Linked DNA regions of Homo sapiens: region 1 is linked to region 2. The links are chromatin contacts, found by Hi-C or POLR2A ChIA-PET in ENCODE. All regions are on one chromosome and are shown on one strand. Each heading gives the region's core, a stretch centred on a gene start or an enhancer-like site at or near the end of the contact. The rest is flanking DNA. Distances are from core to core; before and after follow the strand shown. Region 1 holds the start of FLJ32255 (a long non-coding RNA gene). Region 2 overlaps FYB1 (FYN binding protein 1).

Evidence for each region. Hi-C counts contacts between places; a loop is a spot of excess contacts on that map. ChIA-PET counts read pairs that join two places held with the same protein, here RNA polymerase II (POLR2A). Pooled maps may share reads with other maps.
Region 1: a pooled map shows a loop between it and region 2 (5-fold over the local background). The contact joins the promoter of FLJ32255 here to the enhancer-like site in region 2. A Hi-C loop is called at or near these places in 1 of 168 maps with a recorded cell type or tissue (naive thymus-derived CD4-positive, alpha-beta T cell) and 6 of 50 pooled maps. POLR2A ChIA-PET finds 5 or more read pairs at or near these places in 2 of 52 experiments (CD4-positive, alpha-beta memory T cell and activated naive CD4-positive, alpha-beta T cell).

The regions. Positions count from the first base shown.
Region 1 is chr5:42,990,723-42,996,601 of GRCh38, forward strand. It overlaps FLJ32255 (a long non-coding RNA gene), which reads right to left and starts at 2,611. Exons shown (of 2, transcript NR_104643.1): 1 at 117-2,611. It overlaps LOC105374746 (a long non-coding RNA gene), which reads left to right and starts at 1,553. Exons shown (of 3, transcript XR_007058755.1): 1 at 1,553-4,525; 2 at 5,487-5,879. RefSeq lists enhancers at 1,086-1,235, 1,576-1,785, 2,086-2,215, 2,485-2,779.
Region 2 is chr5:39,207,257-39,213,306 of GRCh38, forward strand. All of the region lies in intron 1 of FYB1 (FYN binding protein 1), which reads right to left. Among named protein-coding and RNA genes, the nearest start is that of FYB1, 9.3 kb to the right of the region's middle. Within about 2 kb of position 4,620, at least 4 of the 41 ENCODE cell types and tissues checked have a DNase peak (open chromatin) inside an H3K27ac peak, as active enhancers do.

The DNA.
Region 1 (5,879 bases), core at 1,361-3,860, 3.8 Mb after region 2:
GAGCCTCAAATAGCAGGGAAGGTTTTGGCTAGCTGAAGAAGGGGTATGGTGGGAGGGAGATATTGAGGCAAATCCCTTGGGAGACAGAATTGCAAGGGCAAAATAGATTTCCTTACCTGGCAGTGCCTTCTCTGCCTTTGTCCTGCCATCGCTTCTGCCTAGGATCCCCCAGAAAAGGATAGTACTGGTTTGCACAGGAGCAGAAGTGGTGAAAATGGGAAATGATGAGTGTGGATGGAGATGCTCATGGCAGGGTCTGTAGGTCTCTTTGAGGGGGCTCAACTCACAAAGTGCAGATTTTTATTGAAATATGAATGCTTGTAGAAAGGACATTTTCCTACTGAGCAATGGCAGTTCCATATTTCTTATCAGAAAGGAAGTAGGCCTCAGTCTGATTGAACAGTGAGGAGAGGGAGGATTCAACACTTACAAGTTCACCTGCATTGCATTTCCCAGAAGAAAGAAGAAAATCAATAACGCATTTCAAAGATCACGGTGCTAGAGACAGAGAACCACAATTTAAGCTTTTCCCTGGGCTTAGAGGCGGATGTCTCACTGCCAATTTCACGTCCAACACCGGAGCCTCGCAGTCCATTTTTCTCCCCAGCTGTTTTAGAAATATCCCCAAATATCAAGGACATCTGAATGAGTGAACCATCAGAATAAGGAGCGATTCCCACAGAGTTCCATCCCACAGGGAAGGGACGGGACCAGCGGGGCAGGCCTGAAGCCTGGGTTGAGCGGCGCTGTGCCTTTCATTCTTCACCGAGATCTCGGACCTAGAGTTTCCAGGTTCCGGAGGGATGCGGTTGTTGACCGCTAGCCTAGAATCCGTGAGGGCTGAACCGGGACGAAGGCCTAGGACAGAGAGGTGGTGTGGAAGGACCCAGCCGCGGCCACTGGAAGAGCAGCTTCCTGCAATGTAAAGTGTTCGCGACCTGCATTTGTTTTGCTTTCTTCCTGGAGGAGCCAAATCCGTCCCATTCTGGATCCTTATTCCAGCTCCTTTCCCTCTGCGAATCGCACTTGGTGGGTCGCGGGGCCCTCAGTAATTAGGGATCACGGATCAGCCAAGAAAAATACAGGTTTTCTTAAGCCTGAAGCCACTGACTTGAGGAGGGAGCGTGGGAGTAATGTCAGTAGCAGTTTTTTATTTCGTTTTCGTTTTTATTTTCTAGTCACTAGGCCACCAAAGAAAGTTCCACCCAACGGCCAGTCGATCCGTCGCAGCGACTCTCTTTTCCCTGAACGGAGGGTTTATGGCTGACACCTCCACTTGTTTCTCAGAGCCGGGGCTGACTGCCGGCTGCATCTTTGAATGGCGACCAAAAAAGACATGCATTTGTCTGGCAAAGTCGCTGGCGTTCGCCTGGTGCCCGCGCTTGCCGGGTCCTAGAGCAGCCAGATTTTCACACCAGCGAGTCCAGCGCCCAGCGCCACTCCGCCTTCGGATCACCGGTTTCTCACATCCGCAGCAGCACTGGCCTGACAGTTTTCCGGTTGCGACAGCGCTAGTTGAGCCAAACAAAACGTTTTCCTGCTTGCTCTGGGCGTCCCATTCTCCATCCGAGGCCTTCTAGTCCCGGTGTCACTGTCGCAGCACCTGGCGTTCGTTAGCTCTTTCACCAGCGGCGCGGAGCGGGCGGTTTTGCTGTCACGGCACATGTGGCACGGAGTTTCTCGGTGGCCGAAACCCTCTTTTTTCTCAGAGTCCAGTTTCTTGGTGACAGCGCTGTTGGTTGCGCCATAAGGAATGTTGTCCTTGACAACCCGCCGGCCGCAGTCATTCGCAAGCTCCAGGCACCGACATTTCGCAGAACTGAGGTCTCTCGGTCTCAGCACAGCTCGTTGCTCGATGCCTCCATTTTCTCGGGGCGACAGCACTCAGGTCGCCGATCTGAGGGATTCGGAGCTTCCCCAGCTGGGGTGAGCCTGGCGTTCCCGGGCGGCGGCGGCGGCGCTGGGCTAGGGGAGCCCGCCGCTCCTCCAAGCCGGTGACAGGGGAGCTGCCCGGGCGCCGTCTCTTCCCAGCGCCGCCGCAGAACCCGCAGAACAGCTCGACCTCCAGAACCCTGTGCTGTGGCGGCGGGGCTGGCGTGTCTGTCGCAGGACCCCGCAGATTCGTCTGTCGTTGGCTTGTTGGTCCTAACAAGTTTCGATTTCAGGGTGCCTGCGTTTCTTTTTCTTTTCTCTTCTTTTCCTTTTGTTTTGTTTTGAGACAGAGTCTCGCCGTGTCGCCCAGCCTGGAGTGCAGTGGCGCGATCTTGGCTCACTGCAACCTCCGCACCCCAGGTTCAAGGGATTCTACTGCCTCAGCCTCCTGAGTAGCTGGGATTACAGGCGCTCGCCACCACGCCCGGATAATTTTTGTATTTTTACTAGAGGCGGTGTTTCATCATATTGACCAGGCTGGTCTCGAACTCCTAACCTCAATAATCTGCCCGCCTCGGCCTCCCAAACTGCCAGGATTACAGCATGAGCCGCTGCGCCCAGCCGGTGACTACGATTTCTATCCCCTGGTTCAAGTCGGGGAATAGCCAAAATGTGATTTCTCAACCCAAGCAAGTACCCACTTAGGACAAACACCAGCCTAGCCCTGGCGGCGATTTCTAGGTCGTAGGAAGTCGATGTTTCGCCACAGAAAGGCTGAGTGACCCTGTGACTCATTTCCCAGCAACTCCGGGTTTCCTGTAGCCTAATCATAACAAACGCAGAGTTAGCCCTGCCTCAAGTTTCTTTTTTCTTTTTCTTTTTTTTTTTTTTTTTTTTTTTTTTTTTGAGACAGAGTTTCTTTCGTCCAGGCTAGAATGCAGTGGCGCCATCTCGGCGATCTCGGCTCACTGCAACCTCCACCTCCCGGGTTCAAGTGATTCTCCTGCCTCAGCCTCCCAAATAGCTGGGATTATAGGCGCCCGCCACCACACCCGGCTAATTTTTGTATTTTTAGTAGAGACGGGGTTTTGCCACATTAGCCAGACTGGTCTCAAACTCCCGACCTCAGATGATCCACCCGCCTTGGCCTCCCAAAGCCTCAAGTTTCTAAGTCGTGGCAAGTTCCGGCTTCCTACTAGTACGGCTTGCTTTAGCTGCGCAGGAGATGTTCAACTCCTGTAGAAATCTGTGTACCAGCGAATGCGATTCATTTAGGTTTAGCGATGACCAGTTTAGCAGTGCCTGGGAGCTCTTACACCAAGGCTAGCTGCGCAACATCAAGTCCCGCCTTAGCTATGTTGGTGTTTTTTAAACTCCCATGGAAGTCAGGAAATGCCGGCAAAAGCGATTTCTGGTTTACGAAGCTCGGTTTGACGATAGCAATTTCCGCCGAACGCGACTTTTTCCTCTTGTGGACCAAGTCGGGATATATCAGCTACTACGATTTTTTAGTCGTAAACAGGTTTAACCATGACTGGGTTTTGTTGGTTTCTTGTTGTTGTTGTTGTTTGTTTTTGTTTTTGTCCTAAGAAATGTAGACTTAGGTGTAACATGTACCGGTTTAGATCTAACAGGGATATCCTAATCACAGAATTGCTTCTTTTGGCAATACTTGTAATTTCTGCTTTGTAGGGTTGGTTCTCTCTAATTTTTGCTTATTTTTAAATGCTCTTTTTGTGTCTTTTGCTCTGAGAACAATGCTACCGGTAGTTTCCAGTGTGTTTGCTTTGCCTTTTTATTTGAATTTTAGAATTTATTATTTTAAAATTTTATCTTATTTAAATGTTATTCATTTTTCTTCTACTAATTTTGAGTATCACAGCTTCGTACTCCTTGACTTGCATTCTCTCAGGAGCTGGGGAGCCAAGCTCGGTCTCCGCTTCGGTGGTTTCAGGTCCCGGGTTCTGTCTGGCGGCTCTGCTTCTAATGCGGAGCTGGCGGTTTTGCAGCAACGCTTTTGCCAGTAGCGCCCACTGAGCGGTTTTTCAGTTGCTGCACCGTTCTTAGCGCCCAACGGAACGTTTCCCGTACGCGGAGTCCATAAGTTGTCTGTGTCGTCACTTTCTCGGTTCTGGCACCGCTAGTATCTCCTAGGAACTTCCTAAACCCGTTTTACGGTGCAGAACGGTAATTGCACCGAGCCTCTGTGCCAACTAGTACTTCCGTAATACCGTTAGCCGGCTCTTTTCCTGTCACAACACATTAAAACGTGTTAAAACACATTAAACGGATTAAACACATTAAACGGATTAAAACACATTAAAACGTCACAACACATTTAAACAGAGTCGGTCCATTCCTCCAGACAGTATGTTTCGGGATGGAAGCACCCCTCCTAAGAATCCGCAGTTTCTTTCTAGCAGCACCGTTATGGCGCCTAAACGGATATTTGTTTGGCAATACCAGCGCTATCCGCTAGGTGCCGGCGCTTGCTGAGTCTCAGCGCCGCCAGATTCTTGCTAGCGAGGTCCAGAGCAGTGCAGAGACCTAGCGGACAGTTTTCCGGTGGCAGCAATGCTCATTTCCCGGACACAGATGGTTTTTGGCCCCTGAAGAACTCTTTAATCCCTGCGTTTTGTAGCGCTCGTTCTCTGTAAGGTTTGCTTAGTATCCGTTTCATTTCGACTTCTTTTCTCGCTGTTTTTCTGTCGGAATTACGATTTGTTTTGTTTCTATGTGCTCTCTAGAATTTTACCGGTTTTCATTTGTCTACTAATTTTCGTGCATTCGTTACTATTGAGTTTCATAATATCTGGGTGCCCTCTGCCCACGAGCTCCGGAGAGCATAAATACCCAGGCTGATGGTAGTGCTAAAGGTTCTGCTTCATCTCGTCAATCAGCGCAAACGCTTATGTCCTCCTGCTCTGAGGCTTAATTAAGCGATGGAGCAACATTTTCTTGGCTATGTGAAGCCTGCTTGAGATTCCGCAGAGGTGGTGCCTGAGCTCCAGCCTCGGCCTATTTTGAATTCAGAAGACTGTGATATTACTGTGTGAGCCACCACTTTGGGAGGCCAGCATGGGCAGATCACTTGAGGTCAGGAGTTGGAGACCAGCCTGGCCCAAGTGGTGAAACCCCATCTCTACTAAAAATACAAAAATTAGCCGGTGATGATGCATGCCTGCAATCCCAGCTACTCAGGAGGCTGAGGCAGGAGAATCTCTTGAACTCGGAGGCAGAGGTTGCAGTGAGCTCAGATCGTGCCACCGTCCTCCAGCCTAGGCAGACTGAGACTCCGTCAAAAAAAAAAAATCTTAGAGTTATATTTTATGAAATAATAGGTAGTCATTAAATGTCTGGGTCATTCTCAACTTTACAAAAGTACTGTAGGCAAACATTTTTCCAAAGAAAAAGTGTTATTATTAAAAGGAAAATAGTTTTATCTAATTCAAAGGTTATTTAGGAAAAAGGTAAAAACATACTGTACATTTTATCAAAATAATTCCTGTGTAATTATTACTAGGTTTTTATTTGCTTAGAAAAACTGAGATTAAAAAAGGTTATTATATCTACATAACTTTCTGTAATTCTTTTAACGTTTTTGTGTTACCAAGTTACAGGGCTTTCACTCCTGGGTCGAAAAAGGTCACCAACTCCTACTAAATCTTAAACATTAACAGCAACTGAAGCCTCATCTTCAGACCTAAGAGAAGATGAAAATCAGAAGAAGCTGCATTCACAAGACCTGTGTCCAGAAAATTAAACTATTCAACCCCCTAGTCCCAGGGACTATTGCAGAAGAAGTGGGTGTTTGGACTTGTAAGGACCTACTTTAAGAGAGAAAGTTAGTTCAGTATTTCTCTATAAACAGTGGTTTTGTTTTGTTTTGTTTTGTTTTGTTTTGTTTTGACAGGAACTAGCTCTGTCACCTGGGTTGGAATGCAGTGGCATGATCCTGGCTCACTGCAACCTCCATCTCCCAGACACAAGCGATCCTGCCACCTCAG
Region 2 (6,050 bases), core at 3,370-5,869:
TGCTTAGTCCAGATTACTCACAAACATTGCTCACAAACACAGATTTAATAGTAGAAAATCTCTTCATAGAAATTAATTTCCTTTAGCCCCCATATATTTTGCCTTTCCTCAGAATTATGTCTCTTCAGTGGTATAAACTTTTACATTTGCCACAGACCTTGGGAAAATGTCTGTTAACAAAAATGCTTTCGTTACAACCTCCAGATTGACAGTTAACAAACCCAGTTTTCAGAAAATCTTTTTGAGTTTTAGCAATCTGCATAAAAGTAATGAACCAAGTAAACAGTTAAAGGCTGAGATGGCATGAAGGACAGACATCCCATCTTTTCTGTTCCTAGAAAGAAAATCGTCCCTTTTGTAGTCAGTTCATCTACATAGTTTCATTTGGAAAACTAAAAATATATTATCTCTATTATTAGGAACAGGATTTTGTTTTGTTTTAGTTTTATTGTTATATTACTCATGGTTTTAAATATTTCTTGGATATTATGCTAATCTACTGGTTCTTAACTGGGGTGTGGGGGTGGGCCGGGGAATTTCCCCCCTGGGGATGTTTATCAATGTCTGGAAGCATTTTTGACGAAAATGACCAGCCAGGGAAGGGGTTGGGTAGAGGCCAGGGATGCTGCACATCTGTCCTATACGAGAGCCTCCCACAAGAAAGAATTATCAGTCCAAAATGTGGATAGTGCCAAGATTGAGAAACCCTGAGCTAATTCTATTGCTCTTGAATTACTGAAATTAACTTACCAGGAAGTCTGCTTTTAATTTTTTTTTACCATAGACTACACTCTAACACCTACAAATAACTGTATAGAAACTAAATGAGCCACTACTAGCAATGGTTTTTAAAGTTGCCCACCTTTGAAAGTCTCATCTTTAGAACGTTCTTTAAAATACAAAAGAAACAAAACTTCCATAAATCATGGGAAACTAATGAATTTAAAATGACTTGGAAGCCAGGTTTTACCTCCTTAAGATATGTTTGTGTCACTTTTGCAATTAAAGCAAGAGGAGAATGAATCTCTGCTGTGGCTGCTGTTACTCTTCCCTATATAAAGCCCATAAAAAAGGGAATAAAATGACTTCATTTGATTGCATGTAATGCTTCTAATCATGGTGGAGGCAGTAAATGAATAAAATAGTTTACCCAAATCGGTTTTTCAAAAAATCTTTGATAATTTTTTACCATACGTGGAGTTTCTTTATTGTTAGTTATGTTGAGATAAAGTCGTTTGTTACCCATGACTTACTTATTCGGTCTCAACTGCTGGTTCTTCTTATGGAACAAAATTTGTTTCTGCCACTGCCATCATTACCCATGATAGGACCCCAGTACAGTGACATCAGAGGACAACAAGAGGCTGTGAGGGCGATCATGAGTACAAGAGAAACGGTTCCAGAAAGCCAGCCCTCGTCCTGCCTAAGGCTTCGGAGATTGCAGCCAGGGCGGGTGAAGACGGTGTGCTGGTTAGGAGACCCAGGTTCTGTGGGGGTGATGCCTTTTGTTACTCAAACTTAGGACCTGCTCTACAAAGGCCTGACCAGGAGGTGTAACAAAAAGACTGAGGAGACAGAATGTTCTCCCCTAAGCTGGAGAAACTTACCATCCTTGAGGCAGGAAGCACACTGGCAAAAATTTGTAATAGATTCAAGCAATTCAAATTTTTATAGAGCAATAGGATTCTGCATTACTGGTTTGCATCGCCTAGATTAAAGAAAATAACACATATGACCCCCATGACCAAGCCCTCCATCCCTTCTCATCACACACAACACACACACAATGCGCACACACACACACACACAGTGTTTTCTCTTTAAAGAGACTTGATCTGTTGTACCCAGTAAACCTGGAAAAGGGAATGGTCTTAATCTGAAAATAAACTTTCATAAAACTCTTTACTATTAGAAATTACCTCAAAACTACTCCGACTTAAGAGTTAACGGTTGCTGGCTGAAAATACAGTACTCCTGACGAGACCCTTCACAAGCATCGTAGATAACAAGCTCCTCTATCGATAATAGAACAGCAGTGATCTTTTTTATCCCGATTAACACTGTTTAAATATGTTTTTTTTTTTTTTTGAGACGGAGCCTCCCTCTATCACCCAGGCTGGAGTGCAGTAGCGCGATCTTGGCTCACTGCAATCTCTGCCTCCTGGGTTCAAGCGATTCTCGTGCCTCAGCCTCCGAGCAGGTGGGACTACAGGCATGCACCACCACGCCTGGCTAATTTTTGTATTTTTAATAGAGATGGGGTCTCACCATGTTGGCCAGGCTGGTCTTGAACTCCTGACCACAGGTGATCCACCACCTGCCTCAGCCTCCCAAAGTGCTGGGATTACAGGCGTGAGCCACCGCACCCGGCCTATTTAGATTCTTAATGAATTATAATTTACATGTGTGTTCTCTGTTTCCCTAAGGAGATGTAAAAGCAGGAACCTGGTTTTATTTTTCCTCCTCAACAGCAATTCCCTCCCCGGCAAACAAGCAGACACATCCCTGATCCTGGCGCATCTCTTTCCATAATATGCATTGAACGTACTGGCTGATGGACTGCGTTTACTTAAATTTCACCTTGATTGGTCATACAGATGGGAGTGGAGGAGATGATTTTCTTAGCTCCTTTGTTGACCTGCAGTTGTGATTTAAGCACTTGCCAATTGAATATCTATTTCATTGCAAATGGGCTGTGATGCATTCCAGTGGGCTGAGCCTCGGAGGCTGGAGAGAGCACCAGGCCCCTCTTCAACAGGATGTGGGAACTTGACTCTCGCCGCAAATTAAGTTCTTGGGGCGGGAGCCCTTTGCTGCAGGCTCTGGGCGAAGGCATGGGTAGGAGGACCTGGTGGCGGAAGCAGCGGTGGTAGCCCTGATTGTGACAACCCCTGTATGTTTTTCAGTAACTTGTGAAGGTGGAGGTGGAACTGCAACAACCCCAGCGATGCCCTGTCTGCTATGGCCTTGCATTGTGAGGTGTCATGTGGAAGGAAACACCTGACTTAAATGGGGACTTTCTGGGTGGTGTGTGTGCCCCGCCAGGTCCCCTCGGACCTTGGCAGAAAAACCACCACAGATATCGCTGTGCATTATCTCCTGGTCTGGTGTTATTCCGAGCACTGATGATCCGGATCCTTCTCCTGTTTCTACTGTGTTCTCTCTTCCAGAGTGAATTAGAGCAGAAGAAGCAAGATAGCCTAGCAAGTAGTAAAGCTTTGATGGTGATGGTCCACCTCCCAAATGCTGGCGCCTTGTATTCTCTATAAGGCATGTGCATCAGTTGGATTTTTGTGTACCCCCTGTTTTTAGAATCAGGAGCGGGACAATCATCATCATTCTACAAATTCGAACCTTCAATGTTCTTTTCCTGGTTATCCTACAAAATAGCTCCTGTACAAATAGTTTTGACTTTGCCATGGCCTCTGAGGGCTTAAGCATAAATGGATAAGGAAGTTAAATACGACTTTCTAGCCAGGCATGATAGTGCATTCCTGTGGTCCTAGCTACTCAGGAGGCTGATGTGGGAAGACCGCTTGAGCCCAAGGGTTTGAGTTCATCCTAAGCAACGTGGCGAGAGCCTGTCTCTAGTATAAATACATACATATAAATATATATGAGTTTCTATGTGTTTCTGAGGTTTGTTTTGCTATATGTTTTTGAGTTCTTGATGTGGATAGAATGGCGATAGGATGTAGAGAATATAGAGTGAGATGTAGATAGTACAGAACAACAAATGGTCCTAAAACCACTTATTTTTCTTATTCTATTTTACAATTTTTTATAGCAAATTTAACTTACATTTGTTTAGGATAATTCACTCAGCCTGCATGACCTGAAAATACCAAATTAGAAAACAGTTTTTCAGGAATTTACATTTTGACTAACGAACTTGTAGATAATTGAAAAATGTTTTCATAGATATCTTATTAGTGGCTTATTTGGTTCTTAGGCTAATAGTTGATGTACACTTCATAATACAATATAAGTTCTTTCATTTTTTCTGTTCCTCCAACCTCAAAGAGAGACCTAAATTTCAGCTACTATTTCTTTTTCTTTTCTTTTCTTTTTTTTTTTTTTTTGAGACGGAGTCTCGCTCTGTCGCCCAGGCTGCAGTGCAGTGGCGCGATCTCGGCCCACTGCAAGCTCCGCCTCCCAGGTTCACGCCATTCTCCTGCCTCAGCCTCTCCGAGTAGCTGGAACTACAGGCGCCCGCCACCACGCCTGGCTAATTTTTTGTATTTTTAGCAGAGACAGGGTTTCACCGTGGTTTAGATCTCCTGACCTCTTGATCCGCCTGCCTCGGCCTCCCAAAGTGCTGGGATTATAAGCGTGAGCCACTGCGCCCGGCCTATTTCTTATGGTTGTTCTATTTTCATGTACACCCCAACAAAAACTTTATTTTGCTAAGGACATTTGAAGTCTGAAATAAAAATCTTTGATGTCTGGGAAAGATACTGTTTGTCAAGCGAAAAATAGAAATGTTATGCTTTATTTTTTCCCTCAGCCTTCGTGTCACTCCCAACAAACACGAAAACATAGACAGACACAGACACACGCTCCTGGGTGGTAAATTTCTTTTCTACACTCAACATGATGTTAGAAACTGAAAGCTTATTGTCTACATGGAGTGAAGTGGGGGTGGAGGAATGAGGCTATCTGTGGGGTTTTCTAGAGACTTCCTTCCCAGCATGTGAAAAGATCTGTGTGAAAACTGCTAAGAAGAGGAAGAACTCAACGAGCTAACCAAGACAGGTGGCAGCAGCTGGGCACAATGGGTGGCTCAGGCCTGTAATCCCAGCAATTGGAGAAGCTGAGGCAGGAGGATTGCTTGAGGCCAGGTGATTGAGGCTAGCCTGGGCAACAAAGCAAGACCTCATTTCTACAAAAGAATATGCAATATTAGCCAGGCACAGTGGTGAGTGCCTGTAGTCCTAGCTACTCTGGAGGCTGGGGTGGGATGATTGCTTGAGCCCGGGAGGTCAAGGCTGCAGTGAGCCATGAATGCACCACTGTACTCTAGCCTGGGTGACAGAGCAAGACCTTGTCTCAAAAAAATAAAAAATAAAAAATAAAAAAAGGCATGTGGCAGCTTCTAGTCAATGAGAGATCCAGAGTTCGATTTGAGGAAAGTGAAAGCTATACATTAGAAATGGAAAGCTATGGAAGATTCCACAAAGAGAAATAGATAATATTTTGAAACCTTACTCTAAGGAATATGACAATGTGGGATATCCTCCCTGCCCTCAACCCTCCCCCTTGTTCCCATTCCATTTCTTCTCCTTTAGAGCTTTGAAGAAAACGCATTTGGTATTTAGTAATCAGGATTAAACAATATAAGCACATCACACCTCTTAGCTCACTTTTTCTGATAACTGCACAGAAACAAGACTCTGTCATAAGATGAGCATCTTTTCTCACCTTTGTTATAATGGTGCTCTTCACTTTGGGTTGCGCTTTTTCTCATTAAAATTGTGATGTTTTCAATTTCAAGTTTTCCATGGTGTTCACCCTGCTCTTAGCACTCAGCCACTCTCTTTTCCCAGGCACGCTTCTCTTTCCAAAGCACTTCATGGCTTCAGCTGCTCTGGGCTCTCACTTGTCCATTCATTCATGGATTCATTCATTTTCTTCTGAGTGTTCTAGAGACTCCTTGCTTATGTGCTAAATCTAGTGTGTGGCACTTTTCCATGATCTAGATTAACATCTGTGCTTTACTAAAAGTGCTTTTCTTGGCGAACAAATCACCTTTACACGCCCCCTGCCAAAAAAAAAAAAAACCCAACTCTACATATACTCATATAATTATCAAGAAATTCTAGAGTTTAGTAGTTTATACCCATTCCTAATTTCATTATTAAACTAATAATCACATTTTAAAATAACATTTCACATATAATATCTCATTTGATCCTCCCAAAGCCCAATTAGTTTTTAGTGTTATTAATATATAACCTTAAACTGAGTCACCTAAGCTTTAGCAAGTGGTAGGATGAGAACCAAACCCAGGTTCTGATTCTAAATTCTGTGCTCACCCTATATGCCATAGG